3 separate regions of the Homo sapiens genome follow, and regions 2 and 3 are each linked to region 1. Evidence: chromatin loops called from intact Hi-C (ENCODE). Cell type or tissue: endothelial cell of umbilical vein. All regions are shown on one strand.

Evidence for each region. Hi-C counts contacts between places; a loop is a spot of excess contacts. Peaks named below come from ENCODE experiments on the same cell type or tissue, not always from the same donor. Only the 100,000 strongest peaks of a DNase experiment are listed, where the experiment ranks them.
Region 2: a loop joins it to region 1, with 2.2 times the contacts of the local background. A loop is called at or near these places in 2 of 110 quality-filtered maps.
Region 3: a loop joins it to region 1, with 4 times the contacts of the local background. A loop is called at or near these places in 13 of 110 quality-filtered maps.

Annotation. Positions count from the first base shown.
Region 1 is chr3:33,214,441-33,222,440 of GRCh38, reverse strand. SUSD5 (sushi domain containing 5) reads left to right here and starts at 3,631. Exons shown (of 5, transcript NM_015551.2): 1 at 3,631-3,755. The coding sequence starts at 3,644. In endothelial cell of umbilical vein, no CTCF peak of the experiment used is centred here; DNase peaks (open chromatin) are centred at 3,530, 4,020 and 4,240; H3K4me3 peaks cover 1,723 bases; H3K27ac peaks cover 416 bases.
Region 2 is chr3:33,273,276-33,281,275 of GRCh38, reverse strand. FBXL2 (F-box and leucine rich repeat protein 2) reads right to left here and starts at 3,834. Exons shown (of 15, transcript NM_012157.5): 1 at 3,761-3,834. The coding sequence starts at 3,763. LOC124909362 (a long non-coding RNA gene) reads left to right here and starts at 3,922. Exons shown (of 2, transcript XR_007095861.1): 1 at 3,922-4,108; 2 at 5,876-6,029. RefSeq lists silencers at 3,564-3,743, 3,712-3,879, 3,944-4,013. In endothelial cell of umbilical vein, no CTCF peak of the experiment used is centred here; a DNase peak (open chromatin) is centred at 3,775; H3K4me3 peaks cover 1,711 bases; H3K27ac peaks cover 863 bases.
Region 3 is chr3:33,127,656-33,135,655 of GRCh38, reverse strand. It overlaps CRTAP (cartilage associated protein), which reads right to left. Exons shown (of 7, transcript NM_006371.5): 4 at 5,589-5,717; 5 at 2,956-3,101; 6 at 1,391-1,474. Among named protein-coding and RNA genes, the nearest start is that of CRTAP, 18 kb to the right of the region's middle. RefSeq lists enhancers at 1,290-1,359, 3,917-3,966. In endothelial cell of umbilical vein, a CTCF peak has its summit at 3,861 (motif pointing left); DNase peaks (open chromatin) are centred at 1,385 and 3,865; H3K27ac peaks cover 326 bases.

The sequences.
Region 1 (8,000 bases):
CTGGTTGTTTCCCATTTGCCATTCCAGATCCACTCTTTAACCTTCTTTGTCCAACCCTGCACCCTAACAAGGTGACTTCTAAGGACCACTGCACCTGTGCTTCTTTACCCTTTAGCTTTTAAATGGTTCAGCCAATAGAAGGTATCAAGAGGAATATCAAGGATAGAAGGAGAGAGAGGTCAGGGTCTTTCTTCCTCACTCCCTCCCTACCAGACCAGTGGCAGCATCTTGATTTTTCTACCTATGGGTATCCTTTTTTTCAGGCGGCCTCTTTCATGGCCACAGCTGTTGCTGGTTTGGTAACACCTCAACCTTCCCTCACACCTTCAGGCCTCACCATGGCTACAGCTTCCAGCTGTTGCTAGACCCAGGAGTTTCACCACCCCTTATTGGTTCTCTCGGTCCTGTCCACATCACTGCATGTGGTCCTTTCATCAAACTCTCTTCTATTAAACTTTTTTTTTTTTTTTTTAAAGACAGAGTCTTGCTCTGTCGCCCAGGTTGGAGTGCAGTGGCACAATCTTGGCTCACTGCAATGTCCGCCTCCGAAGGTCAAGCAATTCTCCTGCCTCAGCCTCCCAAGTAACTGCGACTACAGGCACGTGCCACCACGCCTGGCTAATTTTTTGTATTTTTAGTAGAGATGGGGTTTCACTGTGTTAGCCAAGATGGTCTCAATCTCCTGACCTCGTGATCCACCCACTTCCCAAAGTGCTGGGATTAGAGGCGTGAGCCACCGCACTTGGCCTTCTATTAAACCTTCTTTATTTTTTAGTGCAAGGACTGAAATTCTGATTTTTAAAGTATTTGTTACTGAAGTATAAGTATTCAATTAAATACAAAGATTTCAAGTGTACAGTTTAGGGATGTTTGACAAACATATACACTCATGTGACCACCATCCCCATCAGGAATAGAACATTTTCATCACTTCAGATGTTCCCTTGTGTTCCCGTTCTATCAAAGGCAACCACTGTGTTGACTGTTTTCACCACAGATTAGTTTTGTCCTGTCTTGAACTTCATATAAATGGAATTACACAGTATGAATTGTTTTGTGTAAGACTTCTTTCACTCTGTATGCTATCCTTGAGATTCTTTCACGTGTTGAGTAGTTCATTCAGTAGTTCATTCCTGTTGTCGAATAGTATTCTATTGTGTGAATATGACAGTTTGTTTTTCTATTCATCTGTTGATGATATCCGAATTCCTTCTAGTTTTTGATCATTGCAAATAAAGCTGCTATGAACAGTTGTGCACAAATATTTTTGTGAATATAGGTTCTCATTCTTTTGGATATAATCCTAGGAGAGGAATTTCTGGGTCCTAAGGCAGGTATATGTTTAGATGGAACAGCCGGTTTTCTAAAGCAACCATACCAATTACCCTTACAGCATGCCATCTCCTCACATCAGGACAGGCCAAGACAATTGTGAATAAGCATAATCTTGAAAATGTTAGGAGAATTAAGTAGTAATATTCAATTGACTGTTTTTAAAATGTTCCTAGGCAAAGCTCCTGAGTGAGTGAGTTGGTAGCTCTTGGCAGGTACCTTCTGATCCCTCCCCTCCGTTCTCAGCACTAACCAGGCTTTAAAATGACCCCTCCAGTCCAGACATGTGAAGTCTCACTCCTTAGGTTACCAGCTAACTGTTAAAAGGGAAGGAGCTGGCCGGGTGTGGTGGCTCATGCCTGTAATCCCAGCACTTTGGGAGGCCGAGGCCGGCGGATCACGAGGTTAAGAGATCGAGACCATCTGGCCAACATGGTGAAACCCCGTCTCTACTAAAAATACAAAAATTAGCTGGGCGTGGTGGTGCACGCCTGTAGTCCCAACTACTCGGGAGGCTGAGGCAGGAGAATCGCTTGAACCTGGGAGGCTGAGGTTACAGTGAGTCAAGATCGCTCCACGGTACTCCAGCCTGGCAACAGAGCGAGACTCTATCTCAAAAAAAAAAAAAAAAAAAAAAAAAAGGGAAGGAGCTAAGTAAATTCATTTATACTTGTCAGGCCTCACTGCATTTAACACCTCACTGCATTAACAGCTACCACGCCCGGCTAATTTTTGTATTTTTGTAAAGATGGAAATTTCACCATGTTGGCCAGGCTGGTCTCCAACTCCTGATCTCAGGTGATTGGTCGGCCTCCGCCTCCCAAAGTGCTTGGATTACAGGCCTGGGCAACCGTGTCCGGCCAGTATTTGTATTTTGAAAGCAAAGTTTAATTATCCAAAATAATTACTCATTAATAGTAGCCCTTGTAGTTGATGGGAAGTAATAAGGAGAGAAGAAATCTTTTCAGTACATTTCAACAATTAATGCAAGCTGAAAAATGACACCTGTAGTAAATCAGATGTGGATTCAAATCCAAGTTCTTACTGTGAAAAGAAAGTAAATTATTTCAATGTCTGTGTCCTGGTTCATTAAATGAGGATAATCATCTGCCCCTTTAGCACCAATCACTTTTTCAATTGTAAGTATATTTTATTTAAGTGTGAACATTTTTAGGACCGATTGCAGCCACATTCAGGGTCTAGCACAGGGACAGGCATGTATGGGCACTCAATAGATGTTTGTTGACCCATACATCAATATAAAAGGGATTTGCAAATTGTAGAGCACCGCGCATGCCTCAGTTATAACAATACTGATCTTTATTACTCTACCTATGAAGAAAGCAAGTTCTTCTTTCACTGAACAGGGCTGGTGGTAGGGAGACAGGCTAGGGGCGAGCAGGAAGAAGGAATCAAGTCAAACAGGGACCCCTGCAGCAGAATCCATTGGGACACTTTAACTTAGAGTGTAGATTCCCAGACCAGACCGACAGAGTCCGAATCTCAGACCCTTTCGAGGTCAAAAAGCCCTGATTTGGGAGGTGGGTGATAATGGTGACAATCTCACTAGCCCTCTTACTGCTCCTTGAGAAATACTAGCGTACCAGGAAAAGTGGTGAAGGAAGCGTTCCTGAAGATATCCTTTCCTCAGTGACTCTCAAACTTCGCTTTTAGGAAAGAGGAATTTCGCTATTCCATGCGTTTCACACCTTAGAGTGAGGGTGGTAGGTAACTTAGATTTTCCTCTCTTCATTAAAAAAAAAAAAAAAAAAGAGTGTTGGTGGGGAGGGGGAGGAGGCCAGTTGAAAAGTAGAGGCCGAGGACAGAGTTAGACACTCGTTGTCTAACGGCCCTGCCGGAGGGGCTCCGCCTGTCAGACTGCGTCACCCTCTCGCCAAGGGTCCCCCAGACGGGCGGGGGCTCCTTGCGGCCGGCTAGCTACTCTCCCCGCCTCCCTGCGCCCTCGCCCTCCGCCCCGCTGTACCCGCAGAGCGCGCGGCCCAGCGCAGCCCCTTTTGGCACCGAGGTTTCCAGGTGCCCAGCGCGAAGGCGGAGCCGGGTTACAGCCGCCTCCTCGGCGCCACAGAGAAGACCCCCGGGAGTTCGGCGGCCCAGGCGCTCCGGCTCTGCGTCCCGAGCCTCCCCCGGCTCTCCGCGCTCCTCCCTCTCGGCGCGCCCGGCGCGAAGCCTGCGATTCGTGAGCCGAGCGCAGAGCGCAGAGCCGAGTGGCGCACGCTGGGCAGTGGCCTGGGCAACCCCAAACGCAGCCAGAGCCCTCACCCGAGTCCGCTGGCCCGCGCACTCCCGGACCATGACTGCCGAGGGACCCAGCCCGCCTGCCCGTTGGCACAGACGCCTCCCCGGGCTCTGGGCGGCGGCGCTGCTCCTGCTCGGTCTGCCGCGCCTTTCGGTGCGGGCGGATGGTGAGTGTGCGGGAGGCGGCGGGGCGGGGGGTGGAGCGTGGGGTCCGGGCAGGGAGGGCGTAGCTCGCCGGGGCTGCTCCCTCTGACCGGCCCGGCAAGCGGCAAGCGCAAGCCTGAGAGGAACGAACGAGCCGCGGTCCTGCGACCCAGCATCCCTCTCCTGGCCCACCAAGTCTCCGCGTGCCCGTGCGCCCAAACGCCCGCCTGGTGCCTGGACCCTCCCTTAGCGCCGAGCGCGTAGGTCCCGCAGTCCCGCCGCTGGCTTTCCTAAGGTCTCCAAGAAAGCTCGAATGAAATCACCTCTAAGGTGCCCTAGAACCTCCTCTGCTAAGGGGTGATTTTCCGCCGTCCCTCAGTTTCTCAACGTCTATTAATGTGCCCCTGAGGACACCGCCGATGGTTAGAAAACTCCCTCGGATATTTTGGCTTGGTCCGGGAAGACGTGAAAGATGAGTGGGAATCAGCGAGGCTAAGAGAGAGAGAATGGCCTGGCCAGAGGGAAAAGCACGTGCAAAGGCTGTCTCTGAGTGACAGGAAAAACGGGACAAATGATAAAGCAAAGTACCTGGAGGCGAGGGGACGTCTTGAGACATGAGGTAGAGAAGTGGGCAAGGGCCAGATTATGGCAGGTTCTCTGAGAATTGATCCACTTCTTGTTCGTTTGCTTGGTTTTTCAGCCTGAATTTAGCTTGTAATACTTGCCCTAAAATGAGCAGGATTGGAGCTCTGTATCCATTCCCTTTTGAAAAGCTAATTCAGCTGTGTTTTCATATTAGAACAAAATCCCGCTGACTTGGTACAGGAGCATCTGAAGGAAGCAAGCTTAAAGCCAGCAGTTCTCACACCCATGAGGTAGTTCTAGCTTAGGACGAATTAGACTGATAAAAGAGAAAAGCCCTCCGTCAATTTAGGATGCGTTGTATATTTTAAAATGTGATTCTTGTTTAGCCAACGATATTGAGTGAAACTAGAAGACATGGGGAAAAAAAAAAAAAGCATGGTTGTCAGGAAAAGGGGAAAGCCAAGGAAAAAACCGTCTAGGTCGTAGAGTTTTTAGTGCTCTCTGTTTTAAGTGCAGGCTTGAAAAGCTCTCCGTTCCTAATTAAGGATGAATGTCGTATTTCTCCATATCCTCAGAGAGAGTGTTAGAGACAAAACATTTTTAACTTTGAAGGCTGTTAGTAACCACTGCTAATTTTTTTAATTGACATGTATTTCACATAAAATTTGTCATTTTAAAATATACAGTTAAGTGGGTTTTAGTATATTCATTAGGTTGTGAAAACCATGGTTTGCATGCATCTAATTCCAGAACATTTCCATCACTCCTCAAAAGAATCCCATACCTATTAGCAGTTTACTGATAATTCTTCACTGTAGTGTTTTTTGACTGACATTGAGCCATGAAAATTAAGCTGATTTTAAAGAATGCAAGTAGAATAAATTGGAGCTAATATTAATCTTTGAACAAGATATATTGTGCCAACTTTAATTCCTTTTAAATAAATATTTTTGCAATCCATAAGGTTTTAGAGTTTCATCCCATTATAACTGTTTAAGTGGAATGCCATGTGGATAAGGATCAATATTTTGTGCCTGTCTAGCTTGATACGGGTCATAGAAAATTAAAGGCAGAAATGTCACTGGTCAAAGAGAAAGTAAGGACAACACCAGAGCACATGATTCTTTGTTACTGCTTGCCAGAAATGATTCCTTTTCTTCATTCTCCTTCCTTTTCTTTCCCCACTTCCTCAGTGGACAATTATAGGTATACTTCCTTATAGTAAACTCAATTTTATGAGCTCCAACTTTTATACTAGAACCAGGAAGAGTTATAAGCTATATTATCAAAGGATTCTTTTTGGTACTAAATTCTTAGCTGCCACCAGTTCCTACATTTAGTTATTTGTGTGCTATGGTGACGGGAGGAAGAAGAAGAAATGCTCAGCTTAAGTATGATGAATTACAGATGTTTGAAGAGATAGATTTGGAGAGAAACTATTTCTAAAAACGTGTCATCTGTATAAGGATGGTCTTTGAAATCATGTGCGTGGGCAGAATCCTAAGGAAAAATTTTACAGCAAGAAGACCTAGAACTGAGCCTGGAGTGAGGGAAGCTGGTTTGGGATTATTGAATCTATGTTTATGAAACATATTAGCCTGTAATTTTCATTTTTTATAATATCTTTGCCAAGTGTTGATATCAAACGTATGATGGTTCCTAAACCAAATTGTAAAGTTGCTCCTTCTTTAACTCTGAAAGGGTTTCTGCGGGTGAGGGCTTTTGTTTGTTTGTTTTGGTGTGAGATCATCTGTGTCTGAAGGTTTTCTTGTAGGAAGATTTTAAATAATGAATTTAATTTGTTTGGTAGATAAAGAAGTATTCAGATTTTAAAATTAATTTTGTGTCAATGTTGCTAAGTTTTATTTTTTAAAGTTTTTCCCCCACTTCATTTAGATTGTCTAATGTGGCATATACAATGTAATAATCTCTAATTATCATTTCAGGGTCCACGGGATCTGTAGTGATGTTCCCTTTCATTCTTGATATTGGTACTTTGTGTTTTCTCTTTTTTTGTCTTGATCAGTCTTAGTAGGGGTTTATCCGTTTTATTATTCATTTGAAAAAAGCAACTTTTGGCTTTATTTTCTTGATTGTGTGTCTGCTTTCCGTTTTACTGATTTCTGCTCTATCTGTATTATTTCCTCCTTCTACGTTAGAAGATTTGATTTTGTGGGACTTTTGTGTTTGTTTTTTGAGCTAGAAACTTAGATCATTGATTCTCAACCATACTTTTTTGGTATTAATAATGTGAGATCTGAGGCTATAAATTTCTCTTAAACTACTTTAGTTTCTCCATAAGTTTTTGGCCCTTGAGTTGACATGTTTTATTTCAGTTGGGATTTCTTCTTTGAACACAGTTTATTTAGAAGTATATTTTGTAATTTCCATGCACAAGGGGATTTTCCTAGTTATTGCTTTGTTATTGAGAGGCAGTATAACCAAGTGATTAAAATCACTAACGGAGCCATACTGCCTGGTTCTGTATCTCTGCTGTGTGATCTCGGACAAGCATTAATACTAAACCTTAACTATAAAATGAGGATGATAATACCACCTATATCATAGAGTTGTCATAAGAATTAATTTAATGAGTATTTGTAAAGCAATTTGAACAACATCTAGTCCATAGTAAACACTATATAAGTGTTTCATATATAAAATAAGTGATTTTAGCTTTGTTGTAGTCTAAAAGGCATGCTTTGTATGATTTTTGTCTTTTGAGGTTTTTTTAGATTTGCTTTATAGCTCAGTATTTGATCAGTTTTACAAATGTTCTGTGTGTGCCTAAAATGAATGTGTATTCTGTAGTTTGGTATGCAGTAGTGCACATAGGTTCTTACATCAAGAGTGCTAATTTTGTTTTCTGTTTTAACAATTACTGAGAGGGATAGTAGTTTAAAATTTCCTCAAGGATTGTGGATTTTTTTGTTTTTCCTTGTAGTTTTGTTAATACTACCTTTTTGTAGTTAAATGTAGGAGTGCCAGTCACCTATGGAAGTGTTTATTTAAAATTTTTTTTTGTATTTTTATTATAACTTTTGGTTCCAAAGCTGTGGAATTATTATATTTATTATAATAATTTTGCAAGTAGATGACTTGTGTCTTAGTCTTTTGCAAGCAGATGACTTGTGTCTTAGTTGTGTCTTAGTCCAATCACTGATATATTATGAAAAAGTTGGTGACAGATGGAAGTAAAGTGTCTCATTCTAAGTAGGTGTTTTCTCCCCTGCCTTTAGCTTAACTTGATAGGGCCACCCAAGGCATTGCTTCATTCCTCCAGGAGGCTCCTGGGGACCTCAGTGCTCCCTCCGGTACCGTGGTTTCCTTGCTTAAAATTCTCATTTGCCTTCAGCCTGGGCTTTCACCTCTGCTTGAATTCAGGTTCCCATCCCCCCATTAATCACACATTCTTTGAGGCCCACTACATGTCCATATATTAATGTGCTATAGGAAGCCAAGGTGTACCAGACATCATCCCTGTTTTCTTGTGCAGTAGGACAGAAGTACAGCAGACACAAATGAATTTATTGTGAAAGGGGCCTGGTAATATCTTAAGGCAAGGGACAGAGAGAAGGGAAGCAACCTGTTGTATAGGGGGTCATCCTAGGGCTGAGGGAGGCAGAAGAAAGCAGAGCTGAGGCCTAAATCAGTGCCTTAGTCATCAAGTGACCTAACTCAGG
Region 2 (8,000 bases), 59 kb before region 1:
TAGGTGGGAATTGAACAATGAGAACACTTGGACACAGGGTGGGGAACATCACACACTGGGGCCTGTTGAGGGGTAGGGGGAGGGCGGAGGGATAGCCTTAGGAGATATACCTAATGTAAATGACAACGGGTACAGCACACCAACATGGCCCATGTATACATACGTAACAAACCTGCACGTTGTGCACATGTACCCTAGAACTTAAAGTATAATTAAAAAATTTAAAAATTAAAAATTAAAAAAATCACTTTAATGGGCAAAACTATTTTTGCAGTGTTCCCTCCATCTTCTGCTTCCCAATACCTGTGACAAGTCTTGACCACAAATACAGAGAGAGAAGTGTCAAAATAGGAAAGTCGAAATGAACAAATTAAACTGGAAAATTATATGATAAAATATTATTTATTTCCAAAAACTAAATCTGCTTTACACAATAAAGTGTTAAACAATAACAAAAACTTGACAAGTCATATATATCCCAATAGATTTTGTTCCATATGAATTAAAATTTAAACAATTATTAGATGCCTTTTTTTCTTTTCTTTTTTTTTTTTTTTTTTTTGGATACAGGGCCTTGCTCTGTTGCCCAGACTGGAGGGCAGTGGTGTGAACACAATTCAGCACAGCCTTGAGCTCCTGGACTCAAGGGATCGATCCTTCCGCCTCAGCTGCCCAAATAGGTAGGACCACAGGCGTGCACCACCATGCCTGGCTAATTTTTCAAATTTTTAGTAGAGATGGGTCTCACCATGTTGCCCAGACTGGTCTTGAACTCCGGGACTGAAGCAGTCCTCCCATCTCAGCCTCCCAAAGTGCTGGGATTACAGGCGTGAGCCACTGAGCCCAGCCTTGAAGTCTTTTCGTAACAATTGTAGAATATGAAACTAAAATCTAAAAATTAGGAAAATCTCAGAGAATACATTTTTTAAAAACACTGTTAAATCCTCCACATCCAAAAGGCTTTATGTAAAACACTTGTCTTTGTGATTCACACAAAAAGCGGATGCCAATTCCTTAACTGAACTGATGTGACAGGAGAAACTCAATGCTAGTATAGCTGTGAGTAAGAATGCTGATCTAATTCATGTCTTTATTAATTCCTTCTCATTTCAACTTTGTGAAAGAAGGAAAGAAGAAAGAGGGGAGAGAAGACTAAGCATGCCTACCCTGTTCCGTAGTATCTAACCCAGTGCCAGGAACAACAAAACACAAGTCATTTATAAGTGCTCAAAAACCTTAAGTCCTAATAAGAAAGAAAACTAATTTCCTAACATATATATGAGGAAACATATAAAGATACACTATACATTACAGTACAATCCATAAACAGGTTGAGAGAAACTGCCAGGTTTTAAAAGTGGCTCAATTTATCAGTGGGGTGACCTAGGCAAGTTACTTTACCTCTCTGTGCCTCAATTTCCTCATCTCTAAAATAGGATAAAGGTATCTTCATCACAAGGTTGTTGTGATCATTTACGACTCTTAGAAAAATTTCTACTGCCTCTATAGTAATAACTATGTACATATGTACACAATAAATATTAGTTGTCATTATTATTATAGAGTAGAAATAAATGGCTTAATTGAAGAAATTTTCATTGAGAAATAGTTCCAAAATTAATGTGCCAAGTCATTTATATCAACGGCTAAAGTTTTGTTTAGATTCAAGCAGTTAAGGAAGTGTAATGTGATTTAGAACACAGTTCTGGGGGCCAGGCATGGTGGCTCAAGCCTGCAATCCCAGCTTGGGAGGCCAAGGCAGGAGGATCACAAGGTCAAGAGATGGAGACCATCCTGACCAACATGGTGAAACCCCATCTCTACTAAAAATACAAAAATTAGCTGGGCGTGGTGGCACTCGCCTGTAGTCCCAGCTACTCGGGAGGCTGAGGCAGGAGAATGGCGTGTACCCGGGAGGCGGAGCTTGCAGTGAGCCGAGATCGCACCACTGCACTCCAGCCTGGGCGACAGAGCGAGACTCCGTCTCAAAAAAAAAAAAAAAGAATACAGTTTTGGGGATGACATATATATGCAGCCGCTTCATCCCTCTCCCTCCTGTACCAACCATTCCCCACTTCCATGGAAGCCTGGACACCTTATCAATCAATTAAGCTCCTGTGAGTTAAATTCTTAATGCTTAAAGACAAACAAAAAGCAAAGCATTATTAAGTTCAGCAAAGCAACCACTAATACAAAACTACAGTAAATGCTTTTATTTTAAAGTAAAACTCTAAAATTCACAATAGTGAATGAGGGTGGGCTGTGGGTCAGAACGAAAGAAGTGGAAGAAGTAAAAATAAAGGAAAATGGATGACAGGAGGAATATGAGACTTCAGAGAGCTGTGAAAAATTAATTCCTGGATATTCTTTCTCCTTGCTACAATTGTTAGGGCTTTTCTCACATATAACATATTACAGTAAATTACTGCAATATTTGAAACACTTATATCTTCATAAAATTCAGTTTCTGAAACTCTTGCCAGCTCCATTAATTTGTCACTTAAAAAGCAATTCGCAATTTAAAAAAGAAACATACACAAAATAAAGGCATTACATGGTACTGTGATTTATGGGTGATGTTTTTCTCCTGCCAGCAATAATGCCACACATTTGGAAGTTGCTTTTCCAGAGTCAATGAGAGACACCATCCACCTCCCACCACCATCCCTCTCCTTGGTTATTAAGAAAAAAACTGAGCCAGCCAGGATTCCTAATGATAGTTTTTTCTCCATGAGGCCAGCTGGCACTCGGGGAGCACCCTGCATTCTCAGCTCATCAGCACTTCCACTAAACTCCTGCAGATAAGGAGAAAATCTCCACTTAATTACTCATGGTTAAAACAAAACTAAGTATTTCCCTATTACCTACACCTACCGCCATACCTCCTCAAGTATTCTATACCAAGGGTGTGTCCCCAAGCAAGGAGTCTAGCTCCTCTCTTCTCTTACACCCCGTGAAGGCCTCTGGAGAATTATGCCTTCGGTTGGCAATTCTCTGAACTTGTCTGTTCAAGCCAGCACCTCCGCCGAGTGAAACCGAGCAACGTTTTTAAAACGAGCTTAAAGGGGGCCAGGTGTTATGCCCACGCCGTCTGAAGTTAACTGAACAAAGGTAATGATTTAAGACGTTTACAATGCACTAATTATGAATTAATTAAATCCCTTAGTGAGGGTGCGGCACTCAGAAAAAAAAACCCTCCAGCTTAATGCCCTCTATTTTTTAGAAAGGAGGGGAGGGGTCTCTAAAATCAAAAATTTTAATTTCCACGTGCTAAAAAACCTATCAGAATGCTGATTTTGAAAGGAAGATATATGTCTTATATTAGTTACACATAACTGCATAGAAACAAAACTGGAGGCATATAGACTGCTTTAGTGTAAATATAAATACATATGATATCCATATACAAGATTTTTTTTTTTAACCACACCCTCCTTGGGTGGCTTCCCAGGCTCTCTCGGGCCAAACAGCGTCACGTCGTCCGGCGGCCCACTGGGTGGGGGTCCGGGCTGTCACCCCGACTCCAGCGGCAGGGAACGCTGCATCGCGGTCGCCCCCCGGCAGGCGGGCGCTCTGAATCCCCCAGGTTACCCCTCCCCGGGCCCGCCCAGCCCTGCCCTGCCCAGCAGCCTCGCAGGCCGCGGCCCGGCCTCTCCACGACCCCTGCGCCGCCTGCCCGACCCTAGCGGGCGGCGGCGTGCGGACCCAGCCCGGTAGGGGTAGGGCGGGGCAGCTAGGCAGACGCGGGTCCCAGACTCACCATGGCCGAAGAGCCGCGAGCGAGCCCACAGCCCGAAGTCACACGGCGCCGGCGACGCCCGTTGTCCTGGTGACGCCAGCCAGGCGCCCCGCCCCGTCCCCAAGGTGGGCTCGGAGGCGGCCATTGGTGGTCGGCGAGCACGTGACCCGCAGGGGCGGTGCCCTTTGGACCGCCCACCCCTCGCCCCCGGCCCTGGAACTGGGCCTCTTCGCCTCTCCCACTTCGTATCTGGTCCATCCTCTCAGTCTGATCACCTTGATGTCCCTCACCTGACAGATTACCCAGCCGCAGACTGCCCAGCTGAAAGAGACCATGGATTTTTTTTTTTTTAAAAAAAACGTTATACAGGTAATGCATGATTATTGAAAACATTTTAAATTACCAATAACAAGAATTTAAAAGGATAAAACGACACTCACCCCAGCACCTGAAGTAGCTACTGCTCAGATTCCATTCTATCTGCTTCAAGCTTCCAATGAGTTGTTATAATATACTGTATTCTTAAAAATGGTGGCAAACCATAGGTAACTGTTTTATAATCTACTTTTTTAGATTAAAAATGATTATCTTGGGGCCAGGCGCAGTGGCTCACGCCTGTAGTCCCAGCACTTTGGGAGGCCGAGGCGGGCGGATCACGAGGTCAGGAGATCAAGACCATCCTGGCTAACACGATGAAACCCCATCTCTACTAAAAATACAAAAAATTAGCCAGGCATGGTGGGGGACGCCTGTAGTCCCAGCTACTCGGCAGGCTGAGGCAGGAGAATGGCGTGAACCCGGGAGGTGGAGCTTGCAGTGAGCTGAGATCACACCACTGCACTCCAGCCTGGGCGACAGAGCAAGACTCCGTCTCAAAAAAAAAAAAAAAATTATTATCTTTGCATACCACTTAATGGAATAGCATTCTATGCATGTTGTCTAATTCATTAAATCAACTGGCAATTTGTTGAATGTTTTTAATATGGTTGAAGGGAACTCTAGATATCCTGAAATCTAGTCCATTAACTCTATGAAGAAGGACCCAGTGCGATGGGACACTTGTAGTTCCAGCACTTTGGGAGGCTGAAGCAGGAGGATTGCTTGAGGCCAGGAGTTTGAGACCAGCCTGGGCAACATAGCAAGACCCTGACTCGAAAGAAAGAAAGAGTGAGAAAGGCCGGGCGCGGTGGCTCACGCCTGTAATCCCAGCACTTTGGGAGGCCGAGGCCCATGGATCAAGGGGTCAGGAGATTGAGACTATCCTGGCTAACACGGTGAAACCCCGTCTCTACTAAAAATACAAAAAATTAGCCGGCATGGTGGCGGGTGCCTGTAGTCCCAGCTACTTGGAGGCTGAGCCAGGAGAATGGCGTGAACCCAGGAGGTGAAGCTTGCAGTGAGCCAAGATCGTGCCACTGCACTCCAGCCTGGGCAACAGAGTGAGACTCTGTCTCAAAAAAAAAAAAAAAAAGAAAGAAATAGAGAGGGAGGGAAGGAAGGAAGGAAGGAAGGAAGGAGTGAGTTTTGGTGTGTTAGAAGCAGAAAAAAATGACAAAATAAAAACAACAACAAAAAAAGTTACAAAAAAGAGAAAAAGAATTTTAAAGTGTAAAAAAAAATCTGTGAAGAAGAATCATATTCAACAGCTGACCTGACATCTCCCCCGGAGTGCCTAATAGACATCACAACGTAATATGGCCCTAATTAACCTCTTGATCCAAGTTTCTTACTCCCCAGTCTTCTCAAAGCGAAAGTCCCTACTATCCCCTTGATTGTTAAGACAAAAACCTAGGAATTGTCCCTGATTCCGCTGTTTCCTCACACCTCACTTCCAGTCCATTATCACATATTCTTGACTCCACCTTAAATTCTCAATCTATCCACTCTACAACATCTCCACCTCACAACCACTATTGTCTCACCCAAATTCATCTCCATATGTGCTATGATTTGAATGTTTGTGTCCCCTTCAAACTTTATATGAAAACATATAAAATGTGACAGTTTTAGGAAGAGGACCTCAAGGAGGGGAGTAGGCCGTGAGAGCTCTGTCCTCATGAATGGGATTAATGCCCTTATAAGAGAGCCTGAGGGAGTGAATTCAGCCCCTTTTTGCCTTTTCATCCCTTCTGCCAGGTGAGGACACAGCAATCCTCCAGAGGATGCAGCAACAAGACACCATCTTGGAAGCAGAGCAGCCCTCACCAGACACCAAATCGGCCAGCCCATTGATCTTAGACTTCCCAGCCTCCAGAACTATGAAAAATAAATTTCTTTTGTTTATAAATTACACAGTCCTGTGGTATTTTGTTATAGCAGCACAAGTGGACTATGACCCCATGTCTTCCCTCCTGCATCCTACACAATAGCAGCATTTTCAGTGGCTTCTCATAGCACTTAAAAAAAAATACAGGCCGGGCAAGGTGGCTCACGCCTGTAATCCCAGCACTTTGGGAGGCCGAGGTGGGAGGACCACCTGAGGTCAGAAATTCGAGACCAGCCTGGCTGACATGGTGAAACCCCATCTCTACTAGAAACACAAAAATTAGCCAGGTGTGGTGACGGGCGCCTGTAGTCTCAGCTACTTGGGAGGCTGAGGCAGAAGAATCACTTGAACACGGGAGGCAGAGGTTGCAGTGAGTGGAGATCGCGCCACTGCACTCCAGCCTGGGTGACAGAGCAAGACTCTGTGTCCAAAAAAAAAGAAAAAAGAAAAAGAAAAAAATACAAATGCTTTCCATGGTCTACCAAAATGGTACACGATGGAGGCCTTGCCCACTGCACCAACTCCATCTCCTGTCACTCTTCCCTCATTCACGCCACACTAACCACACTTTTATTTCCTGAGGTTCCTCAAACGCATCAAATACTTTTGTACTTAAAAGCCTCAATAATATCTGCTTCCTTTATATGGAATATTCTTCCTGCAGAACTTCATGTAGGCCCTTCCTTCATTTGATACAGGTCAGTTATCTCCTCAATTGTCATCTTCGCAAAAGCCTTTACTGACCTAAAATAGCTCATTCCGGTCACTCTCACTTCAGTCAGCCTCTCTCATTTAACTCTGCCTTGTTCTCAAAGTACTTAGCCCCCCTCAAAATTATCTTTTATACCTTTTTGTTTATTAATTACTTCCTGTCTCCCCGCTCTGGAATGCAAGATGTCTATCTTGTTCCATTGTGTATTCCTAGTGTTTAGAACAGTTCCTGACTTACAGTAGATGTTCGGTAAATACCGATGATTGAATGAATGAACATCTGTGCTGGGACTATGGTCAGTTTGAAGATCCGAGTAAGAATATGACTTGATAGAGTAGGGAGTATAATAGAAAATAAATACTGTAACTACTGACAGCCTTTATTTTTATCTTTTTATTATGAGATATAAATACAAGTAATAGAATACAAACGTACATTTTGTTAAAGTGAACCCTTATATAAACACCATCCAGTTCAAGAAATAGAACATCACCAGCAACCCAGATGATCCTCATGTCTACTCTCCTAATCTGAATTCCCCCTTCAACTTTTACCCTATAGGTGATCACTGTCGTGAAATTTATGGAAATCATTTTCTTGCATTTCCTTATTCATTTATTTTTGTTTTTTTGGAGAGCGATGTCTGGCTATGTTGCCCAGGTTGGCCTCGAGCTCCTGGGCTCAAGTGATCCTTCACTTCAGCCTTCTCAGTAGCTGAGACTACAGGTGCATGCCACTGTGCCAAGTACTTTCTTGTAGTTCTTTATAAGTGTTTGTACTACATTTTTATAGCTATAAAGTATCTCACTGAATGCACACAAGAATATATTTATCCCTTCTACTGTTGATAGGCATTTGGATCATTTCCCATTTAGGACTCTTATAAATGATGAAGCTATGAGCATTCTCCTAGTGTACATGGACACATTTCTCTAGATGATGGTTTATCAATCTTAGCTCTTTTAACATGTAGGGCCGGATAAATCTTTGTTGCTGGAGGCTGGAGGGAGAGGGTAGTCCTGTGTAATGTAAGATGTTTCACAACATCCATGATCTCTACCCACTAGATGCTAATGGTGCACCCCAGTTGTGAAAATCAAAAAATGTCTCCAGGCATTTCCAAATGTCCACAGAGCGGCAAAATTGCCCCATTTGAGAAACACAGCTCTGGAATGTCAACAGAGTAGAGTTGTTGGTTTACAGATTTACTACATAAATCTGAAGAAATTTATGTTTCCAAATTGTTTTCTAAAGTAGTTGTAACAGAAACGACATCACAGAAT
Region 3 (8,000 bases), 87 kb after region 1:
CTTACCTTTTCTAAATATATTTTTCTATACTTTCCTTTTTTTTTTTTTTGAGGCAGGGTCTTACTCCAATTGCCGAGTCTGGAGTGCAATGGCGCAATATCAGCCTCAAACTCCCCAGACTCCTTCAGCCTTCCAAGTAGCTAGGACTACGGGTGCACTCCACCATACCCAGCTAATTTTTTTGTATTTTTTGTAGAGACGAGGTTTTACCATGTTGCCCAGGCTGGTCTTGAACTCCTGGTCTCAAGCAATCACCTGCTTTGGCCTCCCAAATGCTGAGATCACAGGTGTGAGCCACTACACCCAGCCTCTGCTATACTTTGTAAACCACAGTGGCCAATCTTGTTGGTATCTGGCTGGTGTTCCTTCCTTTAGGGAATGGGGGAATGGCCCCTGTGGCATCTTGGGATCCTGTCTCAGGCTCTGCTTCAAGGATACCCAAACCAAGACATAGGCATTGCATCACTTTCCAGTTTAGAAAGCATTTCCACATGCAACACAGTATTTTATTCTCACAACCCTGGGAGGGCAGTATTATTATTCCCATTTTATAGATAAAGAACTGAGACTCAGTTGTTTAATGCCAGTGATGAGTTCATCCCATACATATTTATAGACAGAAAACAAATTCCACGAAGATGTCTTATTCAGAGGTACTTCACCTAAAACGGGTATAGGAAGAGCAGACCTGGAGGCTCAGGAAACTTGCTGGCCCCATGCTCCTCATCTATAAAGCGAAGGATCAGACCAGAGCAAGCTCACAGCTCTCTTCGAGCTCCAATAGCTGACAAGTCCCCAGCTTTCTCAGTAAGCATTTTCCAGTTTGTTCCAAACAAATACTCTAAATACTACCGCTAATGATGGCTTTTCTGTGACCAGACTCATCACAAAATGACCACTCCATAACCAGTTGAGTCAGGGTCAGAAAAGGGGTCAGCTGAGTAAGGTGGAATCAGGAATTTCAAGCAATTCTAGAGAATGACAAAATGCTTACAGTAAAGATGCAATTTAGAAAAAATAATAATAGCAATAGTCTAGCAGAAAAATTGGGGTGTGAGTATCCATGTCTCTTCAGAGTGCTGAGCAATTAAAAATTCACTGTTTTTATATAAAGTGAAAAGATGAAGAATGACCACTGTGAATTCCTGGAGTGTGGCCCCACACCCGTTTCGCTATCAGGAAATGTGGCACTCCTGCCTAGGTTTCCTAGAAAGCCGCTCTTTCCCATGCCAGCATTCTGACTGTCACTGAAACACCCACAGGAACTGTCTTTCTCAAGGTCCCCTCTGTTTCTTACTTCAGGGAGGACTCAGCCTTCCAGTGATTCTAGCAAAGATGTGAGTAATATTTTCTCGTAGCCACCAGACATGTGCTAAGCATGAAAACTTACCTCATCATCATCCATTATATTTTCCTTAGCAAAGTCATACAGCTCCTTCTGGAGTGTGGTCACATTAAAGAACTGAACTGCTTCCTGTTCAGACACAACAGAGAACAGTTTATAGGACCAACCTTTTCATCTTAGAACTGGGAGGAGGGAGGAACAGGATATGGGGTTTTTTCTAAGGTGATGAAAATGTTTAAAATTAGATAGTGGTAATGGCTGTACAACTCTGAATATACTAACAACCACTGAATTGTACACTTTAAAAAGGTGAATTCTATCCTATATAAATTATATCTCAATTTTTAAAAAAGAGTGGCCAGCCCTCAGTGGAAGACAAACTTATGAAAATCAAGATGGCATATAGAAATCCCAATGAAAATACAAGAGCAAAGATCAATTAGAAAAAATCTTTTGAAAGTAATATATAATGAATGGGGTTCACTGACAACACATGCTAAGTGGTGAGTTTGCCTATCAAGGGAATTAAATGATGGTCCATCCGCAAAAGAGACTACCAGGGAGCTGTTAAAGGATAATAATTAAGATGATACATGGATGTGACATGGAGAAATATTCACGACAAATTGTCAGAAAGACAAAGTTGCAAAAAGTTGTAAAACTATGTAAATATGACCTTGTTTTTATAAAAATACACAAATATTTACTATATATATGAGTAAATATATACCTTTAAAGCAGGAGATAAAGAGATGGCACAGGCTGGGCGCAGTGGCTCATGCCTGTAAATCCCAGCACTTTGAAAGGCTGAGGTGGGCAGATCACCTGAAGCCAGGAGTTCGAGACTAGCCCAGCGAAACCCCATCTCTACTAAAACTACAAAAATTAGTGTGATATGTTGGTGCACGCCTGTAATCCCAGCTACTCGGGAGGCTAAGGCAAGAGAATCGCTTGAACCCAGGAGGCAGAGGATGCAGTGAGCCAAGATCACGCCACTGCACTCTAGCCTGGGTGACAGAGCAAGACTCTGTCTCAAAAAAAAAAAAAAAGAGAGAGAGAAGGTGTAGGATTACGAGAGAATTTTGTTTTCCGAGAGAGAAAGAAGGTGTAGGATTATGAGAGAATTTTGTTTTCAAAGTAAAATATTTCTGTAATGTTTGAAATTTGTAGAGTTTTTACAGATTCAGAAATCAGAATGAAGCAGTAAAATGTTAAAACACACACATGCACAAAACTACAGAAAAAAATGACTTTTCCTTGATTTCCTTTTTTTTGGCGCAATCTCGGCTCACAGCAACCTCTGCCCCTGGGTTCAAGCGATTCTTCTGCCTCAGCCTCCCAAGTAGCTGGGACTACAGCCACGTGCCACCACGCCTGGCTAATTTTTGTATGTTTAGTAGAGATGGGGTTTCACCGTGTTGGCCAGGCTGGTCTCGAACTCCTGACATCATGATCCGCCCGCCTCGGCCTCCCAAAGTGCTGGGATTACAGGCATGAGTCACCGCGCCCAGCCCCTTTATTTCCAAAATAACCCTTTCTCTTAAGGCACGAGGTAGTCTCCAGAAGGCAAGAATGAAGAGAAAAGGGAAGGTGTGGTGCACCAGACTTACAGGTCTGGGCTGGAAGTGCTCATCCGAGAGGCCCCAAGTGTCCCTGTGGTACTGGTAATACACCAGGTTCTGCTGCATGACCTTGTCATTCTGATCAAAGAGCAGATAGCTGACTGCACAGGGGGCTGCATTCTTCAGGTCGTTCACTAGGGTTGGGAAGAAAAGACAAATGAAGAAATCAGCAAACCACACCCTATAATTTCTCTGCTTCTAAACAAAAAGGCCATATGAACAAGCCCCTTCTCCACAGTCCTTCTTCAGAGAGCCTGGGGCCGACTGGCAGCCCTGGGTGGGCAGGCCACAGATGGGGTCTCCACGGCAGCCTGGAGGCCAGGCTTGAAACTTAGTTCTAGTTAGGCACATGCCTATGGAGAAATGCCTATGTTCCACTTCCAGCTCTGGTGACCTGAGCTGGTCTCAGGTCCCTGGAAGCAGCTGGAAAAAGCTGGATTGTCCTGGGGCTGAGGGAGATAGGGAGGATGTGCTCAGCAAACAGGTGTCTCATCTGGGTCCTAGAGTGTCTGGATCCCATCTGGATGGGACCACAGTCTCCAGATCTAGGTTAGCTCCCCTACAGCTAAACCAGACCTGGAAAACCCAAAGGATGGTGGAGCCTCTGGGTTGGAGGGGATTTGGAAAGTCGCCTAGTTTTGCCACCTCCTGAGGTTGGAACTCCCACCTCCAGCCTCTCTGCTTGGTGTTGCCCACCTGTGACAGTACCTTCAGCATAGGGATTTTGCAGGGCTTGGGATTTGTCTTGGGAGTGCAGGATGAGGAAGAGGTGATGAGACACAAGCCCCTGGTATGTATTCTGGCACATTCCACTCTAATTTACACAACAGTACCTTTGCTAAAGCTGTGGTTGGCCGGAGAAGCCAAAGCTTGGGTATGAATAAATTGTGCCACCCAGTGGCTGTTTCCTGTAATGACTACTTTAAAGCCAGCTCTTAGGGACATTTACTCTTCAAATATAAATAATACCACCTGCCCTCAAGCAATGTAGCATGGTAGGTGGTCTAGAAAAAATTCAAAACGGGGCAGATTTTCAGGAAGCTCATTTCAGGAAGTACACTTCATTCATACTGTTGATCCCCGAAAGCAGATTTCCTGGGAAGCAGCAAGCATAGCTAGAGGCCTCAGTCCACCAGTGTTGATAAGTCTTTGCCAGTTTCTGATATGCAGGGCGATTTTCAGGGCACGTGAGGATTTCAGAGGCCCAGGGAGCTGCCAGAGCCCGCATGCATCCAGAACACTTCTAAATTCCTAGTGTTCTAGCTTTATACATTTAGAACCAAGCCATGCTCAGTGAGCTAGAAGACCTTATGGCTTTTTATATTTATATAATACATATTCTTTTTCTTTTTCTGACCTTCAGGGTGCAAGGCTTACGTGTTCTGAAGAGGATGGGAGGTGAGATAAAGAGGAACCCCCCCCCGCAAAAAAAAAACACAATTACCACAGTGGGAAAGGAGGGCTAAAGCCAAGATCACCTCTCTCACTCTTCCCAAGGCACCCTGAGACCAGCCACTCCTGAGTGTGAAGGGGCGACCCAGGGGATCTATTCTAGCCAGAAACCTGCCACCGCTAGACCCTGGCATTTCATTAGGGCAGAGGAAGTCCTACTGCCACTTTCCCTAATAATTCTTCTGTGCTTGGAACTGAACTGCCAAGGGACACACTGCTTGAACAAGTGGCACTTGGCAAAGTCAGGTACAGGGAGAGGAGGAAAAGCCGAAACACGCAGGCTCTGAAGTCTAACCCTGAACTTCCTTCTCTCCCACGTTTGCTTCCCATTGTCCACTAGAACGTTCTGATTGAGAAACTCCCATTTCAGATCAAGGGAGGACCAACTAGAATGAAACTAACAGGACGGGCGCAGTGGCTCACACCTGTAATCCCAGCACTTTGGGAGGCTGAAGTGGGTGGATCACTTGAGGTCAGGAGTTCAAGACTAGCCTGGCCAAGATAGTGAAACCACATATCTACTAAAATTACAAAAAATTAGCTAGGCGTGGTGGCACACACCTGTAATCCCAGCTACTCAGGAGGCTGAGGAAGGGGAATCACTTGAACCTGGGAGGCGGAGGTTGCAGTAAGTCAAGATCACACCACTGCACTCCAGCCTGGGCAACAGAGCAAGACTCTGTCTCAAAAAAAAAAAAAAAAAAAAAAAAAGAAAAGAAAAGAAAGAAAGAAAAAAGAAAAGAAAATAAACTCTAACAGTCTGAAAAGTAAAGCTAGTGATAAGGAGGAAGGGAAATAATGATAACAAAAACAAACACACAGTTTGCTATGTGCCAGTGTGGGAATACCCCAGACATTTCACATCTATTAACTCATTTACTCCTCAGGACAATCCTATGAGGTTAGTACTACAATCTCTATTCACAATGAGGAAACTAAAGCACAGAGAAGCTAGTAAGTGATAAGGCTGAAATCGAACCCAGGCACTGTGGTTACAGGCTCTGCCCTGAATCACTAAGCCATGCTGCCTTTTTGTGCAAAGCATAGCACCAGGGTTGTCAGTGGACCTTGATGAACTCTCAACAACCGTAGCTAAGAGTTATTACCTCTATTTTACAGTCTTAGAAGGACTAAGTGCCTCACCCAAGATGTCACAGAAGATTACTTACACTTATAATAGGCAAACTGCAAGTAATGATACATGGTAGCCACAAATTTCTCAACCGGATAGCCTCCTATAACTGGGGTGAGGTTCTCTTCACACTGTATTTTGCATTCCAGAACTTCTACATAATGATCTGAAACAAAACATATAAATTTTCAGAGCAGTGGATCCATTACTTTCTTAATATGCTACTGCCTCCTGCCCAAATGAAAAAGTTAAAAGAAAAATATTTACAGGCCGGGCGCGGTGGCTCACGCCTGTAATCCCAGCACTTCGGGAGGCTGAGGCGGGCGAATCACAAGGTCAGGAGGATCGAGACCATCCTGGTTAACACAGTGAAACCCTGTCTCACTAAAAATACAAAAAATTAGCTGGGCGTCGTGGTGGGCGCCTGTGGTCCCAGCTACTCAGGAGGCTGAGGCAGAAGAATGGCGTGAACCCGGAAGGTGGAGCTTGCAGTGAGCCGAGATCGCGCCACTGCACTCCAGCCTGGGCAACAGAGCAAGACTCCGTCTCCAAAAAAAAAAAAAAAAAAAGAAAAAGAAAAATATTTTCAACACCTACAAGGAGCTGAAAATCTTTAATATACAAAGTTGTTTCAAATCAATATGAAAAAGATGAACATCCACTATATAAATGGCCAAATGATATTAATAGAAATTATTAAAATGTCTAAAAAACATTGAGAGACACTACACCTCTTTTGTAATTAGGAAATACAATTACCCCCAAAATAATTTAAACTACCAAATTGCAAAAGTTTTACAAATTCATACTGTAGTATTAAGAAGAGAACAGTGAAACTTACACTCTCATATTCTGTTGATGGAAGCAAAACAGGAACAAACTTTTTGGAGAACAATTTGGCAAAATTTATCAAAGGTTAAAATACACATATTTTCCAACCCAGCTGTCTACTTCTAGGAAATTTTCTTTAGACACAGGCATACATAAACACTGTTTATAACAACAAACAAACAAACTTGTAAGTACCTAAATGCCAATCAATAGGATGAGGATTAATAAATTACAGTATATAAAAATAACAGAATCTACACAGCCTTTGAAAGAGAGTAAGGTGAACCTAAATATAGTCAAAGACTACAATTCCCATGCAGCTAGGTTGGGGCCATATGACTAGTCGTGGCCAATGACATGTTGAGAGTAACAATTAAGGAATGCTACTTCCAGGCCTAATCCCTAAAATCTCCCACATGATCCTTGGCTCCCTCCCTTTTCTCCCTTTATGCAGCTAGAAGCAAAAGACTCCAGAAGGGTTGCACACATTTCATAAGACTGTGGAGGAACAGGCACTTTCAAACATTGCTGGTAGGAAGTACAAAATGATACCTTAAAACACTAAAATTAATTTACAGAAACATTTACTCTTTGAACTATTATTTCCACTTTGGTTGACTCTGAAAACACGCCTCCATACTTACTACCATCACCAACAAAAAAGCCTTACATACTTACTACCACCAACAACAAAAAATTAACATCAACAATAAGGGTGCAAACAAACATCATACATATCTTGACGTGATATCCTGAGGAGGACATTTATATAGCGGTCCAGCCAAAAATACACAACCTGAATGTAACTGTGAAGACACATAATAGAAACCCAAATTGAGGAATGTTGACAAAGTAATTAGCCTATATTCTTAAAAAATATCATTGGCATAAAAAGACAAAGAAGGCCAAAGGATTGTTCCAGATTAAAGAATTCTAAAGGAAGATGACAAATAAATAGGAAGCATGATTCTGAACTGGAACCTGTACCAGGAAAAAAAAAGGTGCTAGAAAGAACATTATTGTGACAATTAACAAAAAGAGAATATGAACTACAGATTGAATACAAGCATTGTATCTAGTATATTAAGTTTCCTGAATTTAATTACTATGGATATTTAGATAATATTATTGTTCTTAGGAAATAAACTGAAGTATAATGGGGTAAAGAGTAATAATGCATGTGCAACATACTTCCAAATAGTTCTGAAATAAAAATAATTATACAGAGCTGGGTGCGGTGGCTCAAGCCTATAATCCCAGCACTTTGGGAGGGCAAGGCGGGCGGATCACTTGGGGTCAGGAGTTTGAAACCAGCCTGGCCAACACAGCAAAACGCTGTCTCTACTAAAAATACAAAACATTAGCCAGGTGTGGTGGCGCCTGCCAGTAGTCCCAGCTACTCAGGAGGCTGAGGCAGGAGAATTGCTTCAACCCGGCAGACAGAGGTTGCAGTGAGCCAAGATCGCACCACTGCACTCCAGCCTGGGCGACAGAGTGAGACTCAGTCTCAAAAATAAAATATAATAGGCCGGGTGCGGTGGCTCACGCCTGTACTCCTAGCACTTTGGGAGGCCGAGGTGGGTGGATCACCTGAGGTCAGGAGTTCGAGACCAGCCTG